Linked DNA regions of Homo sapiens: region 1 is linked to region 2. A link is an interaction called in ENCODE POLR2A ChIA-PET data of the cell type or tissue named here. Cell type or tissue: PC-9. All regions are shown on one strand. Links, peaks and the distances in the headings refer to the core of each region. The heading gives the core; the rest is flanking DNA.

Region 1 (7,947 bases), core at 1,783-6,782, 190 kb after region 2:
TATGAAAGACAATTGTCATGTGGAAACATGGTTTATGAGGTGGGCTACTCTGTATCTCTTCCCAGCTCCACCTTTAGTGAAGTTACATTGATAGCTTGGAAGTGGTTGTGCTGGGAGTATTTATCACACAGAAAATTGGTATATACATCAGGGTGTTTTAAATTTATTTTTTCCATAATAACCAACCTTTGGCAAACTAGAAATTTTAAAAAATTATAAACTTTAAAGAACATCCACAGAAACATCAGATTTTAAGGTGAAATGGAAACATTTTTCTAGAAATAAAAAACAAAACAAAGAGGCTCACTCTTACTGCTTCATTTCAACATTGGTAGGGAGGATCCTAGACAGTGCAATAGAATAAGAAAAAATAAAAGTAGGCTGGTGTGGTGGCGCATGCCTGTAATCCCAGCACTTTGGGAGGCTGAGGCAGACCAATTGCACGTGCCCAAGAGTTTGAGACCAGCCTGGCCAACATGGCGAAACTCCGTCTCAACTAAAAATACAAAAAAATTAGCTGGGCATGGTGGCACATGCCTGTAGTCCCAGCTACTTGTGTGGCTGAAGTGTGATAACGGTTTGGACCCAGGGGGTGGAGATTGCAGTGAGCAGAGATCATGCCACTGCACTCCAGAGACTGTGTCTCAAAACAAACAAACAAATACACACACAAAAAAAAAAAAAAAAAAGAAAAAGAAAAAAGAAAGGTATACATATTGGAGTGAAATAAGTAAATCCCTCATTATTCCCAGATGACATATAATTAAATATGTTGAAAATCTAGGCAAATTATTTGTATATAGATTATTAGAATTAATGTGTAAGTTTAATAAAATTTATTTAGTCAATTAAAAATCAATTAAGATCAATAAAAATTTAAAAGTTATGAAAATATCAATTAAGAAACCAATTATATATGTATATATCAGCCAAATACGTAGAAAAAAAGAACTAAAAAAAAAATAAATGTAGCTCTGATAAACTTATTCCCACAAGCAAAAATTTCTTTTTAATTAATTAATTTTTTTTTCCAGAGAGCCAGCTGTTAAATATTTACCAGCCTACCACTACTCTTCTGTTTTTAATTTTCCCACACTGAGCCCAGTGCTAGAACTGGGGTAGATATTTAATAGGTTATTACTGGGGCAGCAGTTTTCAGGGCAAGATTTGTTGAGCCTAGAATGAAAAGGAGGGTGGAGACAGAGATGGCGAGGGAGGGAGGCAAGACTGTGTATAAGAGAAGGGTGCTGAGGGAAAGGGTGGTGTGGGCTCAAGGGAGAAGCCGATACAGATGTGCTTCAACAAGCAGTGATTTTAGGGAACATCCTGTCAGCAGAGAGTCCAGGTGGCACCCATGATGAAACTTCAACAGAGACTTCATAGAAGAAGGTATGTCAGTGGCCAGTAATGATGGTCAACATCATGGCTCATCAGGAAAATTAAACCCACAATGAGATGCCATTTCACTCCCAGCAAATGACAAAAATCAAAAGACTGATGAGGCCAAATGCTAGAAAGAATGTGAAGTAACTAGAATTCCCATACATTGCTGGTGGGGGTGTAAAATGAAACAAACTCTTTCAAAAAATCTTTGTCAGTTTCTTATAATGTTAAATGTGCATTTATAATATTATCCAGGATTTCTGTTCCTAGGTATTTACTCTAGTGAACTGAGAACTTATGTCCACAAAAAGACTTGTACAATGATGGCAGCCTTGTTCACAATAAATAAAAATCAGAAACAACCCAAATGTCCATCAACAGGAGTATGAATAAACACATCATGGTATATTCATGAAATAGGATACTAATCAGCAATAGACTTAAAAGGATAAAATTACTGATATATACAACAACCCAGTTAAATCTCAAAAACATTATGGTGAGCTGGATACAAAACAGACATACTGGGTGATCCACTTATGTGAGGTTCAAAAATAGTCTAAACTAAACTACAACGATAGAAACAAAAATGGTGGGTTTTCTTTTTTCTGATAGGAGAGAAGACTAGGAATTAGTTGGAAAAGGAGACAAGGGACTTTTCTGGGTGATGGAAATATTGTATATCTTTTTTGAGTAATGGTTACACATTTGTATGCAATGTTCAAAGCCCACAGAACTGAACACTCCAGATCTGTGTGTTTTATCTTATGTGAATTATACTCAAAAAACAATAATATAGACATACATACTGTATCAGTTGTCTATTGTTCATAACAAATTACTCCAAAACTTAAAGTTTAAGTCAGCAAATATTCGTTATCTCACACAGTTTCTGAGGATCACAGATTCAAGAATAGTTTATCTAGGTGGCTCTGGCTCATGAAGTTGCAGTCAAGCTCTCAGCTAGGACTGCAATCCAAAGACTTGATAGGAGCTGAAAGATTTACTTCCAAGCTCACTTGCATGGCTGTTGGAAGGAGGCTTCATCTTTCTACCACATGGGCTCTCAATGACTTCTGCAGCATGAGTGCTCCTAGAGAGAGAACAATCAAGGCAGAAGCCATAATCTCTTACAACTAAACTAGGAAGTGGCATCTGTCACTTCTGTAGTCTTGCACTGGCCATGCAGACCAATCCCAGTACAATGTGGAAGGGGACTACACAAGGGTGTAGCCAGGAGGTGTGGATCATTGAGGGCCATCTTCAGATCTGGGCCCCTTATATACATATTGTAGGAAACACTTATATACATATTGTAGCAACGCCTGGCACATAGCAGCAGTCCAACGAATATCAGTGATCATTACGTGGTGTCCCAGGCATATTGGAAGAGAGGTCACACCTCATGCATGAATCTTGAGTATCAGCAGTTCTCAGTAAAATAAGTTTTAGCTGAGTGAGGTGGGGAAGGCAGGGAAGAGCATACCTTTCACTACATATAAAGGTGCTGAGGATTTAGTTTGCCAAGAAAAGAACAAAACAGTAAAAACTTTGGCCATGCAGGGAAGAGGAGAACTGGGCAAAGGGTTGACATGAAGCACAGACAATGGATGATATTTGGGGGATAGGAAGATTTGAGCATATTTACTAGCTATCATGACACTTTCTCAGTTCTCCTTTTCCTTCTCTGACTGAAATTTCTGAGACTTCTTGGCTGGCTCATTCTTCTTTCATCCTGGAATGACCTTCTCCCCTCCATCTAACACCCATCAACACTACCTCTTCTTAGCAGAGGCTCCTTCTCTGCCCTCATGGTGCATCCTTTGTACATGTGTCTTAGCTCTTATTTTATTTGGGTTGACTTTATTGCTAGTTGTTCACCTCTATCTCTGACACTGTATTTTGAGTTTCCTGAGAACAAGGACTGTGGCTTACCCGTTTTCATACTTTCTGCAGTGTCTTGTACATAGTAGGTGCTCTATAAATGTTGGTTGACATGAAATGGCATGTGGCAGTGATTTGAATTCTGTATCCTCTAGCCCAGAATATATAAAGCCTCATATTCTCTTTATTAACCACCCAATTAATTAGCAACTTCCAATAGGAAAGAATGACTCACCCTCCTCACACACACATTTCATTTCATTTTTGGAGCCCATGACCAAGTAGGTGTAAGTCAGGCTGTCTTCATAACTTTGTCCATGACAGTGACAATGGATATTGAAATTGAAAAGAGCACAGAGAGGAACAGATTACCTCAATAGACAAAGAGAAGCCTGGTTCAAAAGGAGAATATCCCAGACAGCTGTGGGCAATTCAGCAGCTGAACTGAACATTCCATGGATTTTTGCTTACAGGTTCCAGTTCTTGCACTTTTCCTATTCATGTATCCAAAGCAATGTGCTTCTAATATTATCTAAGCCCCCTTTTTCATCACTGTTTCTGGTCATTTCCTAATTAAAAATCCATCATAATATTCAATCTTTTGTTGTTGTTGTTCTAGAAAGAGGTTTTTACCTGAAGTAAATAGATTTCTATTACACACTTGCAGTTAGTAATTTGATGTCCTTGTCTGCTCCAAGGACCATCTGAGTCTTAGGTACTTCTGTTAAGTATAGGTCCAGTCATGGACAGGTATCATATGGTATAGCTTTAAGAGCTACAAGGGTTTTCTAGGTTAGAAGAAAAAAACATAATGATCTCACTCTTGGAAGCACAATTAGGCTAAGCATCCCAGCAGAGCCCACCAACAGGACACAACTCAGTATTTGCTGGCCCTAATCTGTCTCATCACTTTGGTCCATGTCCTGGGACTCAAACCAGCCCAATTTGTGAGTCAGTCTTGACCTAGGTCAGATGTATGGGGCTATGAGCTCTACCCATGGGTGGACTCTGGAATTAATTAGTCTTGGCTGCTACTCCTGGACATATCCATCTGCCCTGAGTCAAGGCCTTTCCCCCAAACCTGCAGGGCATTTTACTGGCATCATTTAACATGAGTAAGAAACTAGGTATGAGGGTGCGACTTTGTGCTGCTGTTTTCCAACTTAGTCCTTTAGTTGGGTCCAGCGAAGTGTTGGAGAGGCAATGTGATTTGTTTAATAATAATAATAATATCCCCAAATCTGAAATCAAGCTAATTTAGATTATTTTTCTTGGTTCCATTTCTTATTAGCTATTTGGTCATGGGCAAGTTACACAACTTCTTTTCCCATTTGGGAAATGGGGGAAATAATACTTGCTTTACAAGTTTGTTTCAATAATTAAATGAGCAGAAGGTGTGAAAGCCTTAGCATGTAGTAAGTGCCCAAAAATGTTATTTCTGTTTCCGTCTTCCCTTAGACTGGAGTTCTGCCTTTCCAGCACATTGAGTTTATTTCGAGCACCAGCTTAAAGATTCTATAACGTGCTGTGATGTCCACACTCCAACCTAGTTCCTTGGAAGTGACATCAGTTCAAATCAAACACAAGGCTATTGTGTTCCTTTGGATTTGTCATACTGGATTGGCAGTTGTTTCCCTTGGGGTACAACTTGGCAGCTGATTCAGTTTACCCTATCTTGACCTTACCTGGTCACAGACCTTCCCAACCCTATATCTGATGCCAGTAACACAGAGGCAAGCAGAGTGGAATAGTGTTTAAGTGCACAGGCTTTCACATTGGATAACCTGAGTTTAAATCCCATTGCTATTACTTCCCTACTGTGTTATCTTAGGCAAGCTACTTAACTTCCCTAAAGGTTCAGTCCTTTTCCAAGACAATGGGGAGGACCACATGAGATCATACATACGAAGCTCTTAGCAAACTACCTGGCACATAATGAATGCTCAATTAATATTGGTTATGATTTTATGCTTTGCAGCTGAACCTAATCATGTAAAGGATGATATGCACTAATCATCAAGTAATGTTTGTGTCTTGAATACCATTCACCTGTCAGTAATTGGAATCAGGCCACAACTGTTCTTGCCAAATTAGGCAGTTCCAGTTTTTGTATGGTGAACTTTGGGTAAAAGAGGCTGAGTGGTTCCTTAGCCACAGGTATATTTGATAATATTTTTATTTGCTTTATTTCATTTATTCACAAGTAGCCTCAGAATCTGGGTTTGAAAGAGGGAGAAAATGATTCTTCACTCACCTATGTGTATTTCTGAGCCACAAGGAGAAATTGAGTCTAGAAGAAATGAGGCTACACTTATAATCCAATTGAGAATCTCTAAAGGCCTGAGCCAAGCAGAGGTATATGAGAATAAAAGTCCCCATGAATTCCAAGCCCTAGAGTGCCCTGCATATAGCAAACCCAGAAACACTACATTTATTAGCAAACACATAGGGGCCTCTATGACTTGGAATCTTACACTCGGAGCCATCACAGCATTACTGAAATCCTAAAACATTCACTTCTGTGGTGCACACCATTCAGGCCCCAGGAAAATACTTCTCCAAATCAGTTGACCTATGTCCTAAGAACAACAACAACAAAAAACTACATCCACATGCCATGAAGATTTGTGGATTGTGCTTCTGCTAATGTGGAAGTCAGAAAATGCTTAAGAAGACAGGGAGTATTTGAATGACAGGCACACTTAGATAAAGAAAATAAAAACAAATTATTTTAACTTGTCCAGTTCTTCCTTTGTAAAGCATGTGTCCAGCAAGATATCGGTTCTTTACATTGGTAACTAAATGTACATTGCCCTGTGGAATTGTGATTAGTTTAAGTTTTATAAACATTTAATGATATTTAATTACTTTTTAAGAAAATAAAATATAAGTTTTATTTAATAATCTTTATTCATATTTGTTATACCTCTTAATTATAATTCATATTTCTCTTTTCATGTTATAAAATAATTTGAATGTTTGAGAAGAAAAATAACTTTTTGAAAACAAAAAAATCATTTTTATATTTCAGGTTTGCTTTATTTTATGTTTTTGATTAAAATATACTCAAACTGAATATTTTGGACATAATCACATTTTAATTTTTGATCCTTTAGATCATCATTATCAATAGAATCAAACTTGTGATTTACTTAAAAAAAAGCAAAGAAATACATTTTAAAAAATGCATATGAAATACTTTTTAAATTATATATGTTTTTACTTAATTCTTCACCCAAACTTTGGCAGCCCATCAATTGAATACACAGACATGTACAATATTAATTCAGTCATCTTTGATATTTTACAGATTTTCAAATGTATAAAAACAATAGCTTTTATATTTAAAACAATTTGTCATTAGGAAGATATACTAGTTTAGGAAGGGGATAAAATATATTTTATTGGGCAGTCTGTATGCTTCAGTTATAACTTTAAAATATTTAGACATAAGGCATGTAGGCCTCCATTTGCACTCCTGACTTGGGCCCTGAAGAATTGGGAACAGCCTGCCAGGGGTACATTCATAGTCCTGTCATTTAAGATTGAGGAGGAAGAAACAGAAAAAAATGAAGGCAGTCATGATAATTTTAAAACCAACCAACCAATCAACCACCCAACCACCCACCCAACCAACCAACCAACCAACCAACCACTCACCCAACCACCCAACCACCCACCCACCCACCCAACCAACCAACCACTCACCTAACCACCCAACCACCCACCCATCCACTCAACCAAACACCAAACCAACCAGCCAACCACCCAACCAACCAAAGACATAGAGCACATACCAGCAGGGAACAGCTACTACATCTGTTTCTGCTTCCTCATACGGCAGGCTTTACAACTTAAACATGGTCAGTCTGCACTCTGAATGTATTACCCATATATTTTAGGCAAATCTGTACTTTTCAAAATTTTATTTTTGAAAAGAAAGGTACAGTCTACAGAATCTTTCATTCCTGATTCGATCATACTCAACCCATTGGCCACCTGCTATTGTTGAAGTGGAATTCAATTGCAATATACTGAATTCAAAAAGTCAATATCCAGGTATTTTGATATTTTTATAATCTAAAGATCCAGTCTCTAGGTAACAATTAGAGAGGACCCAGAGACCCAGAGCTCCAATCAAGAAATATTGACCAGAAACTCAGAAGGGTGAGTTTCTCATCTTCTGTTTCCCCACTGACTCAATGAAAAATGTTACCTGGATACTACTGAAATTCCAAATAACTACATGCTGCACCACTAAGGACAGCAACTGCTTTTTTCCAGAATAATCAGGTTGTCATCAAAGTAGAAGGCTGCTGAAATGGACAGCAAGCAACACGCACACACACACACACAATATCACATATTTTGTTCAGAAAGACATAGGTCTGGGTTTTGGGTTCAGAAAGACCTATGCCAACACATTATTAGGTTTTTAGAAATATTCTATGGATCAATGAATAGAGAGAGAATTTATTCTTCTTGAGGAGTAGGTATTTAAGAAATTAGTAAGGATTAGGAAACTTTTAAAAACATCTCTTTGGACTTACTTTATATGGTTATATGAAACAATGAAATCATTTTTCTGTATAGGAGTCTAATCTCCTTGGGAGTAACATTTTACTACCTGGTTCTATTGCTTTGTAGTTGAGTGTGTATTAAGTCCGATATCTACATACA
Region 2 (7,947 bases), core at 1,097-6,096:
TAAGCTAACCCCTTTGGATGCTTTTCACCTGTCAGCATGTTTTCACTTTTCATCTGGGGTTGTTTGTTGAAAAAAAAAAATTGTTGAAATCTTTTATCAGTTTATGTCCATTTCTTTTTCTTATTTTAGCTTATGAATTTGTACCTATTTGTATTCCTTTACTAACATTTTAATAGGCTTTTGGATGGAAGAGAATATAAATACATTTGCATAATCTGCCATCTTTATCTAGAAGTCCCTGTTAATTTTTAAATATACATTTGTCTGACCTGAAATCTGTAGACACATATTTAGTATTTATTTATAGTCTACATCATTTGTAAACATGTGTTTTTAGTGCATATGTGTAAGGTGCCTTTTGGCATGTACCATTTCTCTGACAATTTTCTCAATATTTTAAGGTATAAACAGGTCAAACTTTTAAAAAAATCCTTTCCAGGTTGTAACTTACCTCAATTATATTTTTTCTAAAAACAATTCTGTAAAATAGGTATTGCCACCATCTCATTTTACAGACGAGAAACGGAGATTCCAAGAGAGTTGAATGATAAGCTTAAGATAATAAAGCTGATAAATGTTGACCTGGTTAGATCCAAACTTCGGTTCAGCGGTACATGTGCAGATTTGTTACCTAGGTAAATTGCATACGTCATGGGGGTTTGGTGTGTAGATTGTTTCATCACCCAGGTAATAAGCGTGGTACCTAATAGGTAGTTTTCAGTCCTCATCCTCTTCCCACCTTCCACCCTCAAGTAGCCCCAGTGTCTATTGTTCCCTTCTTTGTGTCCATGTGTAGTCGATGTTTAGCTCCCACTTATAAGGGAGAATATATGGTATTTAGTTTTCTGTTCCTGTGTTAGTTCACAGAATAACAGCCTCCAACCATGTTGCTGCAAAGGACATGATCTTGTTCTTTTTTATGGCTACATAGTATTCCATGGTATACTATGTATATACATGGTATATGTACCATATTCTCTTTATCCAGTCTACCACTGATGGGCATCTAGGTTGATTCCATGTCTTTGCTGTTGTGAATAGTGCTGCGATAAACATTTCTGCATGTGTCTTTATGGTAGAATGATTTATATTCCTTTGGGTATGTACCCAATAATGGGATTGCTGAGTTGCACGGTAGTTCTGTTTTAAGTTCTTTGAGAAATCACTAAACTGCTTTCTACAGTGGCTGAACTAATTTACATTCCCACCAGCACTGTATACATGTTCCCTTTTCTCTGCAGCCTTACCAGCATCTGTTATTTTTTGACTTTTTAATAATAGCCATTCTGACTGGTGTGAGACAATATCTCATTGTGGTTTTAATTTGAATTTATCTAATGATCAGTGATGTTGAATATTTTTTCATATGCTTGTTGGCCACATGTATGTCTTCTTTTGAAAAGTGTCTGTTTACCTTCTTTGCCCACCTTTTAATGGGGTTGTTTGTTTTTTGCTTGTAAATTTGTTTATCTCTCATGCTATGCTATGTCTCTTAGACAACATTTGATAAAACCAAATAAATACAACAGCATAAATAAATAAGTTAATCTGTTTAAAGAATAAATTTCTACTTTCACAGGGCATCATGTGCACTGCTTTAGTTTTCAGCTTGGTTGTACTTTTTAATAATATTTAAAACTGGTCCTGAATATTTGATAAGGATATGGCAGTCCTAACTTCTCTCATCAAACTCTATGGATAACTTATACTGATAAAATAAATTATGTTTCATAAAAGAAAAGCTGTTGTTTCAAAAGTAATGGAGGCAGGGCCAAGGTACAATCAGACAATTTTAATTGTCTTCAACTATTATATATCTTACTATATTTTAGGTCAGATAATTTGGCTCATAATATTCAAAACTGTATTAATTATGGGATTTTACAACAAGGTTATGTAGTGTATGTTTGCCAGTTGGGAAAGAAAGATAATTATGCTTGAATGTAGGTCACATTTAAGAAACCCTCTTAGGCCTATGGGAACCATGTTTCCTTAAAAATCAAGAGTTAATGATATTAAAGAGAATGGTGCCACCTCTCATCCTGTGACCCAGTTCTTTTGGTCAGAGACGATTTTTACTTTTTTTGGTGGGTGTGCATAATTTCCCGTAGGGCAGCTTGGATCAGTTGTGGTAGCTACTGAATTGGATCATGTTGGTTATAAGAAACTGGTAGATGAAGCATTACTAATGTGGATATTTACAGGCACATTTCTAGGGCTGATGTCATAAGCAGTTAGTTCTCTTAACTCCCCCCAAAGTTGGATACAAATATTGATTTTTAGCTGGGCAGATCTTTGTCTACTATGCAGTTGTTTTATTCTTTGTCCATGAAAAATTGTTGATATGTTCAAGCTCACAGTGTTCTGTTTTGTTTTCCTGATCCTTTTTTTGTTTTGTTTTTTGTTTAAGCATTACCAAATGTTAAGTCTAAAGAATTTAGATTTAAAACAAGAGTGAACTAGGAGTTCATATAAGGATATGATATTCATATAAGGATCTAACATAATTTTGTAGCATCTGAGAACTCTGTTGTAACTACTTAACCATTTGAATTGAGCTCTTAAAAAACGCTCTGCTCACAAATTTCCCAACCTCTGTTCCACCTCACTCCATCCCACTGCTCACCACCAGTAGAAAAAAGGCTGCAATGGAAAAACAGACTGTTTAAAATTCATTGCATGATACAAAAAGAAACATAAGGTTTTCTAATGCTGTAGCTCTATGTCCTGAAATTGGGGATAATTTTACAAGATATGTAGCAAAATAGATCTCAGCTCCCAATATTCAGAACAAAGCTTTGATTTTGTCACTGCAATTTAAGTGGTTCAACTTATGTTGGGGTTGAGGCAAATTGCTTTTTAAAATACAGAGAGATAGTGAGATATAAAATTTTAATTTATAATTTTAATTGGGCTGGGATTTTTTTGTCTGAAATGTGTGCATTTTCAGTTATTATTTTCATCTTTGCCTTATCTTATTACTAATGAAATACTATAGTTAACTAGTGAGCTGATGATACATTCTGAGGATGAAATTTGTAGCCTATATTTCTCTTTGTCTCTTTTCCAGATTTAAAGAATTAAGATACTTGAATAAGCTGCTGTAAGGAACCACCAATACTAGAAGACATACTGTACTTTAAGATGATTGGGCATTGTGTAGTGCAGACACCAATCCTTGGAAGGACATACAACACACTAAGGATATTTGGGGCCATGGAAAAATCTAGCTCCTGAAGTAACTGATGAGGGTCCCCCTTTTCCCAGCAAATACTCGGCCTGCAGGACTAATGTTTAACTAGCCATGTAGTTTAACATATATTTCCCTATTCCCCTCCTTCCCTTGACTTTTGTCAAACTAGCTTTCTTGGACTAGTTTGATTATATGCCTCTTAAAGGGAAGGAAGCCTTGTATCTTTCTCTCCATTGGCATCTCTATGAAATTCGCATGCTGGTTACTGAAGACAGCAAAGGCTCACAGCAAGCTATAGATGTCCTGGATGAATGTCTTTGCTGAGTCTTACAAATTTAGACCAAAAAAAGAATACTGGAATCTAGAACTAATAATATATATATATAATATATATATTTTAATAAATATATTTTAATTAAAAATATATTTTAATAATATATATTTTAATAACATATGTATTTTAATAAAATACATAGATATATATTTTTAGTCCTATACAGGTCCATTTAGCTGTTAATTTCCACTTCAGAATTCTCTTGTGATGATGTCTGAGTGGGGTATGAGTTCCTCCAGGCTTTGAGGTTTATATAAATAAGAACTATAAGATCAACATTTACCAACAGGTGAGCTGTAGGATGGTAATCCAGCTGCTGCTTGTGTTTTGGGTGTAGTACATTTAGCTAATCCTATTGACTATAATTCTAACTGGGTGGCTCTTGCTAGAACTTTGGGGAAAAGATGTAATCTTCAGGCCAAGGGTGAATGGAGTACTCCAGCTATTCTTGAAATGACCCAGATCTCAAAGCAAGAAGTTGATTTACTTTTTAAAACAAGATTTATAAGTTGCCCAAACTGTTCTCTACTCAAAGGTTATGGTTGGAACCCAACCAAGATAGTAGAAACACTGCCTTCATCAAGCCAGACATTGCTCAAGTTTATAATGCAAGATAAAGAAGAAGTAATACATGTCCTGTTTTAAAGACATGTCTAATTGCTAGGAGAGCACTCAGGTAGCAACACAATAGATCTGCCCCAGTGGTCTAAGCAAAGGCAGTCTCAAATGTTGAGAAGAGTAAGACTTAGAATAGGGAAAGGATTGTGTTTGGCTCGGTCATCTGTAAGTCTTTTTAAAGACCTAGGATGACTTTTAGGGTGTGTACATGACAGGATAAATGCAAGTGTTTCTGAGACTTGAAGACTCTGTAAATAAGGGGATTGAGGGTAGATCTAAGAGAGTTGGAGGTACCGGAAATGTTGGGAATTGGATAACGAATATCACAGAATGAAAGTCTAATTCTGGTGAAGTTAAGTTAAGAATTCTACCTTTTCCTGTTTGAATAACATGCACTGGCTTTAAATGATAATTGTGGAACATCTTAGAGAAAACCTCAGACTCCTGAGCAAGGTGTCTGTTTTAACCAACATAGCAATTTATTTCTGTGGAGAGATGAGAAAATTTTGAATGATTCTTGATTTTTAGAGCACTGCATTTGGTAACCCTATTATAAAATTTTGGATATATATTGCACCCCATAAAATAGCTACAGCAGTTTAGATTTTTTAAATGGCCAGAGCCATTATGTGCTGCAGCACTTGGATTTGGTCCATAATGCTTCGCAATCCAACAGCAATCTCTAAAGCCCAGAGCCCTGGGACTGTTTCCAACAAAACAGTAGGTCAGCACTGAAAGAGAAAGAAGTGGTTGCCTACATTGCCACAAATGGAAATGAGAGAAGAGACGTGCTTATCAGGGTAAATAAACTTGGTCTTATTATTAGAAAAGAGGTGGCAAGTGGGCGGAGGGAAAATAGGCACAGCACTGACATTTACTAAGCACCTACTCATTGTCTCACACATTATTAGATGCCTTAATTCATTACTTCATTTAGTCCTGGCAAAATTCTAAAGATTTGATTATTGTCATTATTACAGATAAAGAAACTGAAGAGAGAGTATATTAGGCCATTCTTGCATTTCTATAAAGAAATATCTGAGACTGGGTAATTTATAAAGAAAAGATATTCAACCGGCTCACGGCTCTACAGGCTCTACAGGAAGCATAGTGCAGGCATCTGCTTGGCTTCTGGGGAGGCCTCAGGAAGCTTATAATGATGGTGGAAGGTGAAGGGGAACAGGTACGTCACATGGCCAGAGCAGGAGCAAGAGAGAGAGAGTGGGGGTGAGAGGCACCACACACTTTTAAATGACTAGATCTCCTGTGAACTTAGAGCGTGAGCTCACTTAACACCAAAGAGATGGCCCAACCCATTCATGAGGGACCGGCCCCCATGATCCAAACACCTCCCACCAGGCCCCACCCCCAGCATTGGAGATTACAATTCAACATGAGATCTGGGCAGGAACAAATATTCAAATTATACCAGAGAGGTTAAGAAAATTGACCAAGGTCACACAGCAAGCATGTGGTGAATACGTTTTGTTAACCCAGGTAACTGACTCTAGAATTTATGCTCCTTTTAATCTGTCACAGTTGAGTTTTACTTTGATGACTTGTTATTAGTGACTGCTGTAAATCTATAACTGTTTAGGTCATCTCTACTGTACAATGGTCATGGGTGATTGAACCACTAATTAATCATGTGTCTTTGGGTTTATTCACTCATTAAACAATGACTTGTTGAGCCCCAATTATGTGACAGCTACTGAGTAAGGTAATTGCACTGCAGCAGGGAATAAGAGAGATGCAATTCCTGTCTTTATGAGCTTACATTATGGAAACAGTAAGCAAGTAAAGAGATTAACATGTTGAAGTCTGTGAAGGGATTACTTCAGTGAGTAGAACCTTAATGCAATCCAATACTCCAGATTGCTATAGGAATGAGATGTACTGGTAAACTGAATAGTCTGGTTATTTATGTAGACTTTATCAAGAAATGGATCTGGACTCACTTCATGGCAAATCTCCAGGTGACAATGCCCATATTGTTTCACCTACAGATTAGTTTCCATAAAACAGTGCCCCTCATTCTTCTGTGTATATGCCACTCAAACTGTTACTCCTTTAATTTTTTTCTAGTTTTTTCCTTTGGAAGACTTTGCTAGGTTTCACTGTTACTAAAAGGGAAGTAGCAGACCACTTCAGTAGGGTTATGCCATCTCTATTTTGGAGTGAGGGTGCTTTTAAAAAATGGTACTGGGTTTTTCTTCTTTTAAAGGTCACACAGTTCTGATTTAGAATGCTCTCAAAAACATATAGATAAATTTAAAACATGAAATTTGAACATGAGTGCTATAATAACATTTATTTAAAAAAAACTATCAAACTTGGCTAAACAAAATGTGGTACCTATACACAATGGAATACTATGCAGCCATAAAAACAAGATCATGTCCTTTTCAGGAACCTGGGTGGAGCTGGAGGCCATTATCCTTAGCAAAGTAACTCAGGGACAGAAAACCAAATGCCACATGCTCTCACTTATAAGTGGGAGCTAAATGATGAGAACACACGGATACATAGAGGGGAACAACACACACTGAGGCCTTTCAGAGAACAGAGGGTGGGAGGAGGAAGAGGGTCAGGAAAAGTTACTAATGGGTACGAGGCTTAATATTTGGGTGATGAAATAATCTGTACAACAAACCTCCATGACGCAATTCTACCTATATAACAAACTTGCACATGTACCCCGAACTTAAAATAAAAGTTTAAAAAACTATCAAACGATACTGTATATATTTTAAAGGTACATACATACACAGAAAAAGATCTAGGAGTAGACATACCTGATCCTGGGGAGGAAACTGGAATTGCAGCTGGTGGCCAAATGGGATTTTATCTAATTTATACTATTATTGTATTTTACAGGGAGAATGTATTCATATATTATTTTTATAATAAAAAATAATGTGAGAAGAAGTAAGATGAATGGAGACCAGCTAGGAGTCTATTGTAGTATTCCAGGAGAGAGATGGTCCTGACCTGAAATAAGCATGGAGGCAGTATAGCCTAGAGACTGGGAACAAAAGGCTGATTCCAGACTGCTTGGGCTTGAATTTCTGCTCTTACTCTCACCATCTGTGTGCCAACTGGAAACATTACTTAACCTCTTTTTGTCATGGCCATTTCATCTGTAAATGGCTATGAGCAGAATATCACCTACCTAATAGGGTTGTTGTGATAATTAAGTGATTTAGGACATGAGAGGTGCTTAGAACAATGCTTGGTACATAGTAAGGCCTCTATAAATATTAGCTACTATTTTAGGAGGCATAAACAGCATTGGGTGGGGGGAAATGGGAAGAGTGATGAATAACTGAAGATGGTAATACAGTGGACACCAAATTGATGCTGAATATCTTGAGAGGCCTTGTGAGTCATCAGTCATCATACTTTTGACCATCTCTATGCCCTGAAGTCACAGGGTATAGAACATTATGATGACTGTACTAATTCTATGACAGATACTGGATGTTGCCTTTCTAGTCGTGAATTCCAATCTGGAATGAGATGGTCACATCCTTAGCCTCTCTGTATAGTTCTTTAATGAGTACGTTGGTAACCATGCTACTTATCTTTAGTGCCTAGATTTCTTTTGTAATTAATAAGGTGACTGTACACATTTCAGCAGATATAAAATGCCTCCTGTCCTCTTTGCTCTACTTAACTCTATTGCATTTTCAGTCACTGCTAAGTCTGCTTGTCTGAATGATGTTACAGAAAACAAGAGGAGTCAAAGGAAAAACTTATTACCTCTCGGGGTCTGTTTGTGTGAAAACTCAAAGATAAATAT

Evidence for each region. ChIA-PET counts read pairs that join two places held together with the same protein. Peaks named below come from ENCODE experiments on the same cell type or tissue, not always from the same donor. Only the 100,000 strongest peaks of a DNase experiment are listed, where the experiment ranks them.
Region 1: POLR2A ChIA-PET joins it to region 2 with 7 read pairs; 8 of 35 experiments call an interaction of 5 or more read pairs at or near these places.

What each region holds. Positions count from the first base shown.
Region 1 is chr12:92,366,165-92,374,111 of GRCh38, reverse strand. The region is part of intron 1 of LOC105369902 (a long non-coding RNA gene); the gene reads right to left. Among named protein-coding and RNA genes, the nearest start is that of LINC02391, 6.3 kb to the right of the region's middle. In PC-9, for the core only: no CTCF peak of the experiment used is centred there; DNase peaks (open chromatin) are centred at 4,331 and 4,851; H3K4me3 peaks cover 488 bases; H3K27ac peaks cover 3,041 bases.
Region 2 is chr12:92,558,674-92,566,620 of GRCh38, reverse strand. All of the region lies in intron 1 of LOC105369905 (a long non-coding RNA gene), which reads right to left. Among named protein-coding and RNA genes, the nearest start is that of LINC02397, 96 kb to the right of the region's middle. RefSeq lists a silencer at 5,459-5,538. In PC-9, for the core only: no CTCF peak of the experiment used is centred there; no DNase peak of the experiment used is centred there.